Regions from separate parts of the Homo sapiens genome. Here region 2 is linked to region 1. The links are chromatin loops, found by intact Hi-C in ENCODE. Cell type or tissue: Caco-2. All regions are shown on one strand. Each heading gives the region's core, and the rest is flanking DNA. Links, peaks and the distances in the headings are about the cores only.

What was found. Hi-C counts contacts between places; a loop is a spot of excess contacts. Peaks named below come from ENCODE experiments on the same cell type or tissue, not always from the same donor. Only the 100,000 strongest peaks of a DNase experiment are listed, where the experiment ranks them.
Region 2: a loop joins it to region 1, with 9 times the contacts of the local background. A loop is called at or near these places in 1 of 110 quality-filtered maps.

The regions. Positions count from the first base shown.
Region 1 is chr15:93,337,472-93,346,215 of GRCh38, forward strand. The region is part of intron 5 of LOC105370982 (a long non-coding RNA gene); the gene reads left to right. Among named protein-coding and RNA genes, the nearest start is that of RGMA, 250 kb to the left of the region's middle. In Caco-2, for the core only: no CTCF peak of the experiment used is centred there; a DNase peak (open chromatin) is centred at 3,780.
Region 2 is chr15:93,196,329-93,205,072 of GRCh38, forward strand. No RefSeq gene overlaps it. Among named protein-coding and RNA genes, the nearest start is that of RGMA, 110 kb to the left of the region's middle. In Caco-2, for the core only: no CTCF peak of the experiment used is centred there; a DNase peak (open chromatin) is centred at 4,333.

The DNA.
Region 1 (8,744 bases), core at 203-8,202:
CATAATTTTGGTGAATTCCTTTTCTTTTGTATTTAAAAATTCTTAAAATTGTACATATTTTTGGGGCACATTTGGTGTTTTGATCCATGTATACAATGTGTAATGATCTCATCAGAGTAATTGAGATATCCATCACCTCAAACATTTATCTTTTCCATGTGCTGGACACATTACAAGTCTTGTCTTCCAGCTATTTTGAAATATACAGTAAATTACATTTAACTAACAGTTATAGCTGATGAAAATTATAATGATAAATTTAAAAGAAAAAAATTCATTGTTATTTAATCAGGTATGGAAATAAACCCCAGAGCTATCATACTGTTCAAGGATTGCTAATCTTTAATATCTAAAACAAACTAAGAGTCTGTATTCTTTTTTTTCCTCTTTATTTGAGACAGGGTCTGACTCTGTCACCCGGGCTGGAGTGCATTAGTGCGATCCTGGCTCGCTGCAGCCTCGACCCCCTGGGCTCAAGCAATCGTCTCATCTCAGCCTCCCAAGTACCCAGAACCACAGGTGTCTGCCCCCATAGCCAGCTCATTTTTAAAATTTTTGTAGAGATGGAGTCTCACTGTGTTGCCTAGGCTGATCTTAAATTCCTGGGCTCAAGTGATTGTCCTGTCTTGGCCTCCCAAAGTGCTGGGATTATGGGCATGAGCCACCATGCCTGACCTAAGATTCTGTATTCTTAATCCTTTTGCTACACCCACTCCTGGTTCTGAACTTATTTTGTTGGTCACTTAACCACCTTGGGCCTCAGTTTACTCAGCAGAGCAATGAGATTTCAGACAAAAAACCTTCCTAGTTGTTCACAACACCAAGATTCTATGTTCTTGTAAAGAATGGTTAAGTGTGTATGTGTACCTGAGTTACGGGGGAGACCTTTTGAGTAGGGGTTACTATCCAGGGTCTTGCTGAGACAGGAATGTACTGGGTACTTATGCCTCTAGGAATTACATGTCTGGAGTTCGAGGGGACCTCAAGGCCACTAAGTCCTCTTTTTGCTTCTCCTAAACATCCGTCTTCCCCAGGACTTTCTCTTTTCCTTTGTTCTCCTGGTGTGTGTTGATTGGGGGCTGTTGGCCTGAGGGCTATGCTTCCTGAGACTCTGCCCAGGCAGGCTGTGAGGGGCCTGGGCCCGATCTTGACCCCAGGGATCCTTATGCTAGGAGCTGGGGTAGCTTTGGAGGCTTTGGCTGTCAGCAGAGATGACTCCTGACCTAGACCCTTGAATGAGCTTGTTCCCCTGTGAAGGATGGAGATAAGTGGAGTTGGAGTTCCTCAGGGGTGCCTAATAACCTACCTAGGATAACTCAGAGAAGAGAGCTATGGTGGAGTGTTGAAATACTAGCCCTTGTGAACTGTACCTACTGGTATGCATGCCCTTACTTATGTAGTTTCCTTTCACATTGCTCTAGGCTTGGCCAAATAACTTGCTTTGGTCAATTGGACATTAGTAAACATGATACAGGCTGAAGTTTGATAAACTCTTGAGTTTAGGCCTTGCCCTCTTGGAATTCTAAAACGATGCAAAGAGAAACCCAGGAAACAGCATCAACAGCCAGGCAGGTGAGCCTGGTCATACTAGACCATCCCATGCCAGCTGAGCTATCAGATGACTGTGGACATGAATGTCCCTAGCCAAGACAGCAAAAGAACAGCTCAGCTGAGCCCAGCCCCAAATGGCTGACCCACAAAACATGGCTCCTGTTATGGGAGCCACAATAAATGCCTTGGGTGGTTTGCTGTAACGAAATTGGTAACTGATATGAGCTGACTGCTATTTAGCCATTTGCTTATGAGATCTGAATGACTGAGAAAATCAGCTCAGCCCTGTCACCCTCCCCCTGGCAGTGCCTCTTGTTTGCTGTCTTTATATCTTCTCTTCTGTGCTCTCAGAATGCCCTGTGCCCATTGCTCATTATACTGCATCAATTTGTTCATTCATTTCTTTTTCTTTTTTTTTTCTTTTTTGAGACAGAGTCTCCCTCTGTTGCCCAGGCTGGAGTGCAGCAGTAAGATCTTGGCTCACTGCAACCTCTGCCTCCCAGATTCAAGTGATTCTCCTGCCTCGGCCTCCTGAGTAGCTGGGATTGCAGGCTGGTGCCACGACACCCGGTTAATTTTTGTATTTTTAGTAGAGACAGGGTTTACCATGTTGGTCAGGCTGGTCTCGAACTCCTGACCTCGTGATCCGCCCGCCTCGGCATCCCCAAGTGCTGAGATTACAGGTGTGAGCCACCGCGCCCGGCCTGTTAATTCATTTCTCTCTGACCTGAGCACCTTTTCTTTCAGTTTAGTACCTCCAGGGCTCAGGACAGAGACTTGTAAAATGTTGGTGCCCAATGGACACATGGAGAAAGAAGGTATGAAGCCCGGCCATTCGTTCGTATTATAGAAAACGCTGAAGGCTTCCCAAGGCACCAGCTTGCTATGTAGCTGACGGGCCACCAAGGCAAGGTGTGGGAGTATTCTGCAGCTAGTCATGGCAGCCAGTCAGGACCCTCTTAACTCTGCTCCTCACGCAACTTCCATCCTGCTGCAGTGTCCACCAGCTCTTGAATTTAAAGTCTTTGAAATGTACATCCTGAGCTGGGGCTCCTGGCTCAGGTCATGGTCCTTTCTGATGACCCGCCATTTGGCTTCTCACTTGGGACCTTTCTGCAGCAAAGCCCTGGCTCCATCCTCTGTCCCTACCCCATCCTATTCCCCGTCCCTCTCTCTCCTGGCCTCTGAGATTCGGTGAGGGATTGTTTAGGTACAAAGTCCATTGGAAGCCACATTAAGTGACTTAATTATCAGAAGAGGAGCGATGTGGAATGAGGGACAAGGTGACAGCTACTGTGTGCACAAAGACTCAGTCCTTTTTCGTTTGTCTTTTTTGCTTTTTTCTTCTGTGCCATGACAAAAAGCTTACTCTTGTTAAGTTGCTTTATTTGAATATGAGCCTAAAATAATATCACTAAAAAAAAATATCACTTTGGAAATAGATTCCGAAGAAAGGTTCAAACTCATAAATGGTCATAGAATTGTTCTAATGTTTTATATCGGAACTCCACATTTTGGCATTTGTCTCTGAAGGAGGCAATTGTTTTACATTCAGCCAGGCTGAAAATGTCTGCAAGCTGATGGAATCCTTCTGGAACATCAAAGGATGGGAATCTGGCTTCATTTGTACTAACATCATTTATTATCTTTTCTTCAGATTTTAAGTTATAAAAATCTCATGAATTAATGATCTCTCTGAGGGTATGAGAAATTTGCATGGACAATTCAGCTGAAGAAGGCAGTAATTTACACACATGCACACATGAATAATCCCAACAAAGTAAGCGAAGCCAAACAAACGTGTTTTGTTTCATACCTTGAAGTTCTTTGATTTGAGGTTCGTAGAACTAAAAGGAAGACAGTGTTTTAAATGTGTTTTTCAAAGAAGAGTCTTCTCTTTTAAACCAATTCTAATTCAATTCTGTTAGAATTTTAATTGTTCCTTGAATCTTTAAGGAGACTGGGTTTACCATTATTCATTTGAACCAGGGTTCAAAAGGGTTCTGTTGATTAAAATAACAATTTTCGTCACATAAATTAGACCATTTACTAGCCAGAGCTATCATTTATCAAACATTACTGTAAGCTCTGTAAGCTCAGCACAGGCTAAGCACTTCAAATACATGGTTTCATTTAATAATCCCAATAATTTGACTTAAGTACATATTAATATCCTCTTCTCAGAGATAAGGAATCAGGATGAGAGGTTCAGCAATTTGCCCAGGGTCATTTAGAAAGCAGGAGCAGAGCTAGGATTTATAACCAGCTTGCGTGAACTCAAAGTTCATTCTTTTAACTCCTGTTGCCTTTGAACATTACCGTTGACAATATTTGGAAAATGTGTCATCTCCTGTTGCAAGGGACAAATATGCAGTTTAAGGAATAGGCATCAGGCTTTTAGAATAACTGACTTTACATTTTAGACTTGTCCTTCTCTGTCCTTGGGTGGGACCCATGAAGTAATGCTGCTTTGACATCTGCGGCGGAGAAAGCCACTGTCCACTCAAAATTCATGGGCCCTTCCATGGTACAGGATGCTTCCTGAGAAGCAGCTGCTTAGCCAGGGATGTTACTTAGTTTCACCTATGAATGGAAATGATGTTGGCGGCACCCAGGCAGAGGTGGCTAAGCAGTGCATGTGTCTTCCTTACCTGCCCTTGGGGAGTGACACCCCAGGAGAGCTGGACACTGCCTGTGGGAAAAGGGTAGAGCCTACTCCTGTCCAGACCTCCCTCCAGGCCTTCCTCCTCCACTCCAACCAGAGCGAACACACTGAAGTGTTAAGTGAGTGAGAGCTACATTTTTATTGTTAAGCCGTTGGAGTTGTGGGGTTTCTTTGTTAATACAGCAGTTAGCATTACCCTAACCAAAAATAGAGCTTCCTTTAACTTCCCTTTAGGGGAAGTGAGTGGATTGAACAGCTGAAAAGAGGGTAGTGGGCCTCTTCACCAGAGTGGATTTCCCAGTTAGGCAGTTACTACATCCTATGCTGATGGTCACATGTTTAGAATATGGGCCTGGGGGGATGAGAGAAGAGGGCAGGTGGGTGCTCAAGGTGAGGCTTGGGGGAGAAACTGAGGTTGAGAATGGTCTCTCTTTAGCCCAGGTGGTACATTTTCAATTATAGGAAACTTTAAGGAGACGGTGGTAGATAACTTAAGAGAAAGAAAAATGCGAACCGACATGGATGTGTTTAAAATGAGTGAGCAGGCTGAGGTGGGTGGATCACCTGAGGTTGGGAGTTCAAGACCAGCCTGACCAACATGGAGAAACCTGTCTCTACTAAAAATACAAAATTAGCCGGGCATGGTGGCACATGCCTGTAATCCCAGCTATTCGGGAGGCTGAGGCAGGAGAATCACATGAACCTGGGAGGCAGAGGTTGCGGTGGGCCGAAATCGCGCCATTGCACTCCAGCCTGGAAAAAAAAAAATCCATCTCAAGAAAAAAAAAAAAAAAAATGAGTGAGCAGAAGTTCCCCGAATGAGCACCTTTCTGAGGAGATTTAACTTGATGTCTGATCAGTTTAACACAAGGCACATTTGTCTTTGTGTCTTCAAAAATCTTGGGTCGTCTTCTGCAAAGAAAAAGATTAAAGCACATCTTTTTTTTTCCCTCTTCTATAAAGTCTCATGTTACGTCCCTATTTGTAGCTTTTCAAGGCACTAAGATTATTGAATATTGATTTGGTTAAAAATGGAGAACAGCTCTTTCTGTTTATACCCTGCAGTTCATCCTCCTGCTGTTCCCCACATCACTTCTATGCACTTTCTGAAAATCAGTTTAATTAAAAATGTCATGCATGGTTTATTGAATTTCATCTGAAGAATAAGCGATAACAAAAATTGTTTGGTCTTATAACCAAGTAAATAGATATTTGGATACTAGGTATGGGGAGAAATAAAACTAATTGTTTAAACCTCAGTTAATGAGAACATACTGTTTTGCCAGTGCAGTGTTGGGAAAGAAAGCATCTTTATTTGATAATGGAAAATATTAATAATTACTTAAAGCACTTTGTTGAAGTAACTGTATGAGAGCTACATGTTTCTTGTGGGTAGCCATCACTCTTTGTAACAATTGTTTTAATACCAGAGCTCTTTCAGAGAGTAATAACAGAAGTATACCTTTTACTATTGTTACCAGAAAGGGGTCCCGATCAAGACACCAAAAGAAGGTTCTTGGACCTCGTGCAAGAAAGAATTTGGGGCAAGTCCATAAAGTGAAAGCAAGTTTATTAAGAAAGCAAAAGAAAGGGGCTGGGCGCAGTGGCTCACGCCTATAATCCCAGCACTTTGGGAGGCCGCGGTGGGTAGAACACGAGGTCAGGAGTTTAAGACCAGCCTGAGCAAGATGGTGAAACCCCGTCTCTACTAAAGATTAAAAAAAAAAAAAATTAGCTGGGTGGCAGGCGTCTGTAATCCCAGCTACTCGGGAGGCTGAGGCAGACAATTGCTTGAACCTGGGTGGCGGAGGTTGCAGTGAGCCGAGATCATGCCTTTCCACTCCAGCCTGGGTGACAGAGCGAGACTCTATCTCAAAAAAAAAAAAAAAAAAAAGGTAAAAGAATAAAAGAATGCCTACTCCATAGGCAGAGCAGCAGCATGGGCTGCTTGACTGAGAGTAAACTTATATCTTGATTATATACTAAACAAAGGGTGAATTATTCATGAATTTTCTGGGAAAGGGGTGGGCAATTCCCTGAACTGAGGGTTCCTCCTCTTTTTAGACCATGTAGGGTAAACTGTCATGATACTGGTGGGAGTGTCTTTTAGCATGCTAATGCATTATAATCAGTGTATAATGAGCACTGAGAACAATCAGAGATCACTTTCATTGCCATTTTGGTTTTGGTGGGTTTTGGCCGGTTTCTTTACCGAATCCTGTTTTCTCATCAAGGTCGTTGTGACCTGTATCTTCTGCTGTCCCCCTATCTCATCCTGTGACTAAGAATGCCTAACCTCCTGGGAATGCAGCCCATTAGGTCTCAGCCTCATTTTACCCAGCACCTATTCAAGATGGAGTCACTCTGGTTCAAACACCTCTGACACTATGCAGTTCATACAAACAGTTTAGTTTAATGCAAACAGTACGTGTCTGCTGATCACAGAAATAAGTCCCTGAAATTTGAATCAGTCTAGGGGAGAAAATTCTTCTTTGGATTTAAGAGAGTCCAGTCTTTTCCCAGTAGACAAGAACAAGGAAGATAGCTACAGGCAGCCATCTCTCTATCAGGAGGAAAATCAACCTTAAAAGAAAGGCAATAATAGAATGTGGTACATATACTGAAGAAGGAATTTATGAATTTTACAAGTACAATCAAAGACAACCAAGAAATTTTTACTTTTTCCTTCAAAAGCTAAGTGTAGTGTACCCACCCCCAACCCCGTAGTCTAAGTTAGAGAAGAATACTGCCTGCCTGTTTTTCCTTCCGTGCTCAGTGAGCCTTACCCATACTCCCCAGTTTCACATTCCTTGAGGCTCAGTGAGTTCCTGCGTCACCTGCCTAGCACAGCTGTAAAGTTACAAGGTTGATACAGAAACATGGCTTCCTAAGGATGTAGAACATATAGTATAGATAAATGTAAAAGACTGATCACCGGGTGCGGTGGCTCACGCCTGTAATCCCAGCACTTTGGGAGGCTGAAGTGGGCGGATCACGAGGTCAGGAAATCGAGACCATCCTGGCTAACACGGCGAAACCCCGTCTGTACTAAAAATACAAAAAATTAGCCAGACATGGTGGCGGGTGCCTGTAGTCCCAGCTACTCGGGAGGCTGAGACAGGAGAATGGCATGAACCCAGGAGGTGGAGCTTGCAGTGAGCTGAGACCGCGCTACTGCACTCCAGCCTGGGCAACAGAGCGAGACTCCGTCTCAAAAAAAAGACTGATCAACTGCCTTTGTTCTCGCTTCTGTAAGTATGCTTCCTGCATCACCACTGACTGCTTAAAAGGTGGCTGCTTTCTTTGTCCGGGGCTCAGACTTTCCTGGATGCTAGTCCTACTAAGCCAGGTGATCACCTTTTAATAAAGACCTTTCCTGAACTCACTCTCTTCAGTCTCTCCTATCTCTGATTATCCCGCCACAGTACACCATGGCATACTATACAGTCACAAAAAAGAATGAGATCATGTCCTTTGCAGGAATATGGATGGAGCTAGAGGCCATTATCCTTAGCAAACTAACACAGGAAAAGAAAACCTAATACTGCATTTTCTCACTTATAAGTGGGAGCTAAATGATGAGAACACATGGACACAGAGAGGAACACACACTAGGGCCTATCAGAGGATGGAGGGTGGGGAGAGGGAAAGAGAGAGAGAGAGAGAAAAAAAAAGGAAGCCAGTAGGGTTTATAGCAGAGAGGAGAATTTGCTTTATCAGACCTTGTCGACTGTTGACATTTTGGGCCAGGTAATTCTTTGTGATGGGTCTGTCTGGTGCATTGTAAGATGTTCAGCAGCATCCCTGCCCTCTTTCCAATATATGCTAGTAGCACGCCCCCCAACCTCAGTCATGACAATCAAAAATGTCTCTAGACAGGCAGGGCACGGTGGCTCACGCCTGTAATCCCAGCACTTTGGGAGGCCAAGGCGGGCAGATCACAAGGTCAGGAGATCGAGACCATCCTGGCTAACACGGTGAAACCCCGTCTCTACTAAAAATACAAAAAAAATTAGCCAGGTGTGGTGGCGGGCGCCTGTAGTCCCAGCTACTCGGAAGGCTGAGGCAGGAGAATGGTGTGAACCCGAGAGGCAGAGCTTGCAGTGAGCCGAGATTGCGCCACTGCACTCCAGCCTGGGCGACAGAGCGAGACTCTCTCTCTCAAAAAAAAAAAAAAAAAAAAACAATCTCCAGACATTGACAAATGTCTTCTGCAGGGCCAAGCTGTTCTAAAGCAGTGCTGTAGTAATAAAACATCAGCCACATCTGTAATTAAAATTTTTTTGTAGCCACATAAAATTAAAAAAGGTGAAATTCAAGCAATTTCTTTTATTTAATATTTAAAATGATAATTTCAGCTACAATTATTGAGGTATTTTACATTCACTTTTGCGTACAAAGTCTCTGAAATCTAGTCAGTATTGCATACTTCAAGCATATCTGAACTCTCACTAGCCGTGTTTCAAGTGTTCAATAGCCACATGTGGTTAAAGCAACCACATTAGACAGAAAAGCTCTAAAGCCAGCA
Region 2 (8,744 bases), core at 375-8,374, 140 kb before region 1:
CCTCTTAGCTTCTCAGGAATGACAGACATTTCCAAAGCCCCATTGATACCTGACTCCTGGCTTTTTCTTCTTCTTTTTTTTTTTTTTTTTTTGGTTCCTGGTTGTTGTTTGTCCTAACTGATATCACTGCCTCAGGCAGCTGCAATGTTACACAATTGCTGCTGATTGTTTTGGATAGAAGCTTAGGGAAACGCTGTTCGTACTGAGCAAGCTCTGAGGCAGGTCAAATAAAGACAAATGCTGGTGGTGGGATTTTCCAGGAAAATGCCAGATATGACAAATTATGACACTTCTCTGAAGGGGATTCTGGAGAACATTCAACCTCATTTTATCTCTTGGAGTGGCTGTTAGGCTGCTGGTTTTCAGGGCTGTTTGCAGGACTGTCTGGAGGACTGTCAATTTTCAAAGCTACTATGGGGCTAGAGAGAAGGAGTCAGGAAGTTAAAATGCCACAAAGCTTGCTGTTCTTACTGAGACTCAGCCATTTTCTTGAATAAATGCCTCATGGATTTCCGCAACTGCTGGTTAACTTCCACAGTTCTGAAAATGCTGATTTTGACCATTTCTACCAGCATTTTTATTTCTTTAATGGAGGAGAAGACTTTCAGAGGTCCTTACTCCACTATTTCCACTGATGTCATGCCTTGTTGATTAAGAATATATATATATATACATTTTTTTTTGAGGTGGTCTCCCTCTTTTGCCCAGGCTGGAGTGTAGTGGCACAATTTTGGCTCATCACAACCTCCAACTCCCGGGTTCAAGTGATTTTCCTACCTCCACCTCCCAAGTAGCTGGGATTACAGGTGCCCACTACCACACCTGGATAATTTTTGTATTTTTAGTAGAGGCAGGGTTTCACCATGTTGGCCAGGCTGGTCTCCAACTCCCAACCTCAAGTAATCAGCCCATCTCGGTCTCCCAAAGTGCTGGGATTATAGGCGTGAGCCACCATGCCTGGCCTTGTTAATTAAATATTAAGTTTGTGTGTGTGTGTGTGTGTGTGTATGAATGAGTGATACACACACCCAGGCACACACAATACACATGCACACACACACTCAGAAATTTTTCTCTAAGAAATACCTTAGCTATGTTTCTACATACTTTCATATGTTGTCTTTATTATTATTTATTTATAAATAACATAATTTTCTTATCTTTTCTTCTTTGACTTTAGCACACTATTACTTTTCCTCCTCAGCTTTTATCCCCTTACATGCTATAATTATCGGGGGTTTATTTCTTCTTCTTTTCCTCCTCCTCCTTCTTCTCCTCTCCATCTTCCTTCTTTTTCCTTTTTTTTTCCTTCTCCTTTTAGCATTATATTACAGTATTTATTTAGACTAAATTATGTTTTATTCATTGATTTGTTAACCATTATTTCTCAAATCCCACACCCTTCTGTTTTGGAATTAATTAATTAATTTATAGAATTCTTGACTCATTCTCCAGTGAGAGTCTGGATGCAAACATTTTGAGTACTTAATGATTAAAAATGTCTTCATTTTATAGTTGTTGTTTTTGCTGCATATAGTATTCTAGGTTCAAAATAATTTTCTCTGTGACTTTGGTGCTTTTTTCTAAAATCCAGTCTGGTTTCTCTTCAGAATGAATAAATCTTTTGCCTTTTAAAATCCAGTATTGCTGAAGAAGAGTTTTATTTCTATGTATTTCTTATTTCTTAAAGATGAGGCTCTTTTCTTTCTGGAAAAGAAAGAAAGTTCTTAGAATATCTTAGGTGTACTAAAATTTCATCAAGCATATGGCTCCATTAATTAGTAGCTGTCTATACTTGGGCAAGTGATTTTAGTCTCTCTAAACAGTTTTCTCATCTGTACCGTGGGAGAAATTATGAGTTGGGAACTCACAGGGTTGCTACAAAGATGAAAATACATACTGCATGTAAACCATTTAGCTCAGTGTCTTGCTCTGAAACAGTTCAGCTTTACTATTATTGTATTATCTACTCAGTAGGCTATTTTAATCTGAATGCTGTTTCTTCCATTGACCATTCCCCTCCTCCCCCATTAGTTCTTTTGTTTTTCTCCCTTTTCACCATTTTCTCTGTTTTCTCCTCCCAATGGATGGAAGTTAGATTTTTGGATACGTTCTTCAAATATGTTTTCTTTCTTATTTAAAACCTGTCTCTTTTACCTACATACTAAGAGATTTTGTTTTTATTCTCTTCCTTCACATTATTGATTTTCCTCAAATATCTAGGGACCCCATTAGCTTTCTGCATGCCAGGAATTTCTTATGATATCTGCCCTATGGCTGGTATGCCTTCCTGTTGTCCAGAGCTTTTATGAAGTTATACTTAAAACAATAACAACAGCAAAACAAGAAAACTCTTGTTTGTCACTTTAAGTGGTATGGATAAGATTATAAACAGTAACGCATCTTAAACCATCATCTCGATCCTCTAACTTGCTCTTTTTTTCTCCTCTCAAGATAGTTTCAAGGTAGCTTTGTTTTTGTATAGATGCCGAAATCCATGATCTCTATAGCCATTTTGGAAGATTGAAAGAAATACAAGTAAGGAAATAAACAATGCCACTATTCCCACCACCATTCTAGAGATATCATTAATATGTTCTTGTTTCTCTTTTTAGTTATTTTATGCATATGAAAAAATAGAATCCTATTGTACATTGACTCTTGTAGCATGTTGTGTTTATATTCATAGAATGTGAACATATTTGCATGTTATTAATATTCTAAATATTTTTTAGTAAATGTATAAGATTGCATGTATATACCAAAATTTATTGACTCAATTCCCTCATTGGTGAACATTTCCATTCTTTAGTGCAGCAGTGAGCATCATAACAGGTACATCTTTGCTCATGTCTGTGGTTGTGTCTTTAGAATACATGAGGGAAGGGTTTTGCAGAGACCATTCCCTCCATAATTCCAAACAGGTGTCCAGAGAAGTTACACCAGCAAAGACGGCTGTGATTTAATGTGAAAATTCCTTTGCTTTGGGTGATGGATATGAATAAGGAACACAACCTCGTTGAATGTAATGCTTCCCAAAGCTAGCCAATCATCAATTATCTAGGGGTACTTATTTAAATCACAGATTCTTGGACCCACGCTTGGAAATGCTGATTCATTAGGTCTAGTGCTGGGCCCAGGAATTTATATTTTTAATAAGCTCCTAGGTGATTTTAATGGTTAACCAAGGTTAGGAAACAGGATCTAGCAACTGCAGAGCCTGGGCACGGGGGCTGAGGGTAGGAGGGACAGATGCCGGGTCCCTGGTGTTTCTCAGTAAGAAAGGTGGTGATGGTGAGAACAGAAAAGGGACATTCTGAAAGTAGGACTGACCATGTTGGAGACTGTTTTGAAGTGAAGAGCAAAGGTATGAGCTCCAATGAGTACTTAAGGTTTGGAGCACAAGAGAGAGACTTGGTTGATTGTGGTGGCATCAGCTGTTTGGAAGGAGAAGATAGCTTTGCCCAGGAATTGAAACCTGGATTTCAGTGGGCTCTGTAGTGTGTACCACGTGAGACTGGGAAGTTCCCTTTCCTTCTCTGGGTCCTCAGCGTTCGTGTAATCTGAAGGCGTTGGACAATATCAGGGACTTTTCAAGCTGTGGGAGCCCAAAGCCACTATGGTGGAGGGGTGACTGAGAAGGTGAAAATCCTTCTATGCTCACTCTTACCCTCCTTCAGAGACCCCAAATTTATTTGCTTTAAATTAGAGCCCTGTGTAAGATTGTGTCTGCAATTTTTTTTTGCTGCTGCCAGAAAGTTTGAAAATCTCCAGACTAGATGACCTTTCTGTTCTAAAAAGCCATATTATTTTGTGAACCAAGACCGTGGGGAGGAAGAACAGGGAACTGAATGGATCAGAGGGGCCATCCGGAATGAACATTTCAGGCCTCATTTGAATTTGAAGGCTGACCCGTTGGGTTATGGCAGTAGCTCTCAATTTCCATCTCAGAATCAGTGTATTGCCTGAGTCAACTCAGAGTGACCTCCAAGGAGAATTCTAGTTGACTTCTCATCAGATGCTTATATTTGACTTACTGGGGGAAGGCCCTCACTTCACAGGACCCCCAAAGTCCAGAGAGATGATGCTGGTTCATATGTTAACACTTTGGTCATGTCTTGCTGTTTAAGTATTTCAACAATAGAGTATGTGTGACCTTCTTTCAGCCTCCTTTCAAGCTGGGAATTTAAGGTGTTCTGTGGAATGTTATGCAAACAAGCCTTTGGCTTTGATCTCTGAGAATTCTTAGGAGTAAGAAGGGAGAAGATGAGCTGGGGGCCTGGAGGGATTAACTGTGAAAACCTGGCCAGGCTTTGTTGGACAGGGAAGCTGGGGTGGAGTGTGGGGTGTCTGGGGAACAGATGTGAGCCTGACTTGATCTTCTGCAGCTGCAGACAGAGGTTTGCCAGAGGTGACTGCGAGTTCCCGTGGCGGCCAAAAGTCCTCTTGGGGTAGTCCACCAGTGGTCTCTTCTCTGACTGGAGCTGGAGTTAGTGTAGGATTTTTGCAATTTGATTCCAGCAACCATGTAACAGGTTGGATGGAGAAAGGATTTCTTTTGACAAGCCAGGGATTTGATGGGTCTTATCTCTGTGTTATTATATTCATTTCTAAACATTCCAGAGAGGTGATGGAGGAACAAAGCCTGCCTTTCTCAGTAATCTTTTATTACTTTGTGATCCCGATGAAAATGATGGGCAGGGCAGGGTAGGGCAGGGTCAGAAAAACTGTCTCCCCTAGAGCAGCGTGTCCCCGAGTTTGTTACAGGGAATACTAGTCCCGAGAGATGCTTCAGATGATTTCATGATCAAGTAGGTTTAGAAATTCTGCACTTGGTGTTTTCCTCTGGATATTCCCAATGCAGATTCAAACACTAAAGGCTCTGAACTATCCTATAGTCAAGAATTCTCTGAATTTATTGCACTGAAAATTTCTCAGTTGGCCAGAGAATTACAATCATTTTAGGTGGAGAAGAGGCACCCTTTGATATCAAATAGATGGAACTTCAAGAAGGGCTGGCCTCCAGGTTGGGAAATCAAGGCATCCATGATGTGCTCACAGAGTGGCGTTCCTGAAGCTATTCCTTTCCTCTCTGGTGGCCTCAACAACTTGGGAATTTTTCCTTAGCAACCCACTCTCTGAGTTATTCCAGATAGAGTAGCTCTGCTTGCGATTTCATTTGAAGAACAAGACCAATAGCTGAAAAGAGCTTGAGTCAAATTCCCACACAGAGGGAAAAACATTCAGAACTTAGAATGAAACTTTTACTAATTTATTTTTTATTTATTTTTTGAGATAAGGTCTCGCTCTGTCTCCCAGGCTGGAGTGTAGTGGCTTGATCACAGCTCACTGCAGCCTTGACCTCCCAGGCTCAAGAGATCCTCCCACTTCAGCCTCCTGAATAGGTAGGACTACAGGCTTGCACCACCATGCCCGGATAATTTTTAGGTTTTTGGTAGTCATGTTGCCCAGGCTGGTCTCGAACTCCTGGATCAAGCAATCCACCTGCCTTAGCCTCCCCAGGTTCTGGGATTACAGGCCAAATGAGGCTATTTTTAATGCCAGCTTCATATTTCCTCTCTATTATTCCGAAGGAACCAGAGGTGGCCAGAATGTAGCATCCTTTTGGCCAAAGTAAATATTTCAGGGACAGATAGCTGACCCATAAACAAATCATGCTCAAATAGAGCTTATCTCACGACTTGAGGCCCAAGAATTTACAAATAGGTATTGTCTTTTGCACTGGACTTGGAGTGGTGGGGATGTGAGCCTGTTGACACCCTTTCCCCATAAGAGAGAGCCTGATAAAGGAATGAGCCAAGACGTGGAGAAATATCGGGCCTTGATGTGTCATTTGAGTGCCTGGATCCAGCCAAGCTTGGCATCTAGGCTGTTTGGTTATGCCAATTTGAGTTTTCTGTCTAAGTGTTTTTACCAGTATACTTTTCGTGAGAGACTTTTTCTTGGAGCTAAATGTCTGAGATAACAAGAATTCACTTAAACACCCCTTCCCACCTTGCTCCACCCCTAAAACCAGAGCAAGCACTATTAAATAAATTATGACAGTCACCATTGTTATATACTTTAAAATAGTAATTTACTCTCTTTTGTCCTAGAAGATACTTGGAAGTTTGTCTAGTACAAAGCTCCATCTGATCCTTCAGGTACCTCTACAGAATGTCCACCAGGAAGTTTTCTGGCTTCTGCTTAAATTGTCCTCAGGACCAGACAGCTCAGGAATGCTTGAGGAAACATGTGCTATTTCCAGGCAGCTTTAATCAGGCTGATTGGCATCTGCCCGCCTGTCATTTTGCCTTTTGGTCCTGGGCTAACTGCAGACCAAATCTAATCCCTCCTCCATAGGACTGACTTTCGGATTGTTGAAAATAGCTAAGCCTCCTCTCTCACACACCAGAAAAATGTCCCCAGCTCTTGCAGTGGGGCCAGTGTTGGTTTTCTTCACGGCCCTACCATGAGCATACTATAATGGGTTGTGAATTTATTTCAACACGGGTGGCTTTCATCTGTGATTCCAAAAGTACTATACGTCCATCATAGACTATGCAGAAAGGTAAGAAGAGGAAAACAAAAATTCACCTGTGAGTAAGCGGCCAAGACATGAGCCCCTTTGACCTTCTGATGGCTCTTCCTCCATTAGTTTTATGCATGTGGCACACATGTGGTTGTGCTGGTGTTGTGTCCCCTTCTTCTCTCTGCCCAAGAGGTTGGGCTACAGTGGGCCACACTTGCACAGGGGCTTCTGTGTCCCTGGGTTTCTGCTGGGTTTAGACAGTGAGGTGCTCAGGGCACAGATCTAACAGAGGAGAGAGGTCAAGTTGTTTATGTCCCTGATTCCTCCCTGTGGAGTTGCCTGGGGCTGATTTGTCCCTCTCAGGGCAGCCTACTTAACACTTCTCTGTTGTGCCTGCAGTGGCTTCTGCCCTGGGCCCTTTGCTACTTACTAGCTTTGAGCTCCTGTGCTGGCCTTTTAGTTCCCTGCTCCTACCCCTTTGTCAATGACCCATCCTCCCGTTGTCCTAGTTGAGTGCTGTTTCCAGTAGGAACTTAAAACTGATATGATTGTATTTTGCAAATAAGAAACAGACTCTGCACACTGACATATAACCTGCTAGGTCATTTCTTGGGATATGGAAAACCTCTTTTCATGTTGTTAAATATTCCTCTACAACGTGATGAATGGCTAAGTAGGTTTTAGATATATTTTAAAACAAATGTACCAGAGTTTATTTCAACTTTGAGGAAGTTAGTTTTTCCTCCCAATTTACTTTCTTCTTATGACTTTGAAAGTACTTTGGTGAATATCCTTGTCAGTAAATCTTTGCACATGTTCATGTTTATTTCCTTAGGATAAATCTGCGGAAGTAAAATCTCTAGATCAATAGAAATGAACATCTGAGAAACTTTTGCTGTATGTTGCCAGATTACCCTCCAAAATTTTTAAAATAATTGACGCTGCTTCCAACTACCTGTAGGAAGATTTGTTTTCCGACACTTTCTCCAACATTTATTTAATGTTATAATAAAATAATACCGTGTTTGCTTTGTAATAGGTGCTCTCCATTCCTTTGAAGATGAAGTCCCTAGGAGTGAACAGACTCCAGGATAGAAAGGAACAGACTCCATCACCTTCTTTTTTCTGAGCATAATACCTTCATTTATATAGCCTGAGATAGTCACTGTGGTAGGCTGAACAATGTCCCCTCCAAAATGTCCACGTTCTAATCCCTGGAACCTGTGAATATGATACTTTTCACATAGTAAAAGGGACTTTGCTGATATGATTAAGTTAGAAATCGTATGGGGAAATTATCCTGGATTAGCTAGATGGGCCCGGTGTAATCACAGTGGTCCTTATAAGAAAGAAAAAGGTTCTGTGACGATGGAAGCACAGAGAGAGAGAGAGAGAGAGAGAGAGAGACAGACAGACAGACAGAGAGAGAGAGACAGAGAGAGAGAGAGACAGAGATAGAGAGAGACAGAGAGAGAGACTAGAAGATGCTATGCTGTTGGCTTTGAAGATGGAGGAAGGTGTGTATGATAAACGCACCTGACGGTGATAACTTGACTTGAGCATACACTAACAATGACCCTCTGATATGGTTTGGCTTTGGGTCCCCACCCAAATCTCTTCTCGGATTGTAATCCCCACATGTGGAGGGAGGGACCTGGTGGGAGGTGATTGGATTGTGGGGGCAGTTTCCCCCATGCTGTTCTCATGATAGTGAGTTCTCATGTGATCTGATGGTTTAAAAGTGTGGCACTTCTCCTTTGCGGCCTCTCTCTCCTGCTACCATGGTAGATGTGCCTTGCTTCCCCTTTGCTTTCCACCATGACTGTAAGTTTCCTGAGGCCTCTCCAGCCATGCGGAACTGTGAGTCAATTCAACCTCTTTCCTTTATAAGTTACCCAGTCTCCGGTAGTATCTTTATAGCAGTGTGAAAATGGACTAATACACTCCGTATGGCAGATGCACCTGAATGTGTGTTCGGAGTCCCAGGCTAAGAAATCCGGGAGTAGCGACCACCCTGGAGATCCATTCCTTATTTATGAGGAACATCTGAGACCCCGGCCTGGCCCATGGAATGCAGGCTGTATAGGGGATCAAGGCCTTTTATTTTGGGTAAAATGAAGTTTGCCAGGTGAAGATTGTTTGGGGGAGGGCGCTAAGTGAAAATGCTATATAGACTGCATGCCTTTTATAAGTGCTTGCAGTTCTTCTGCCC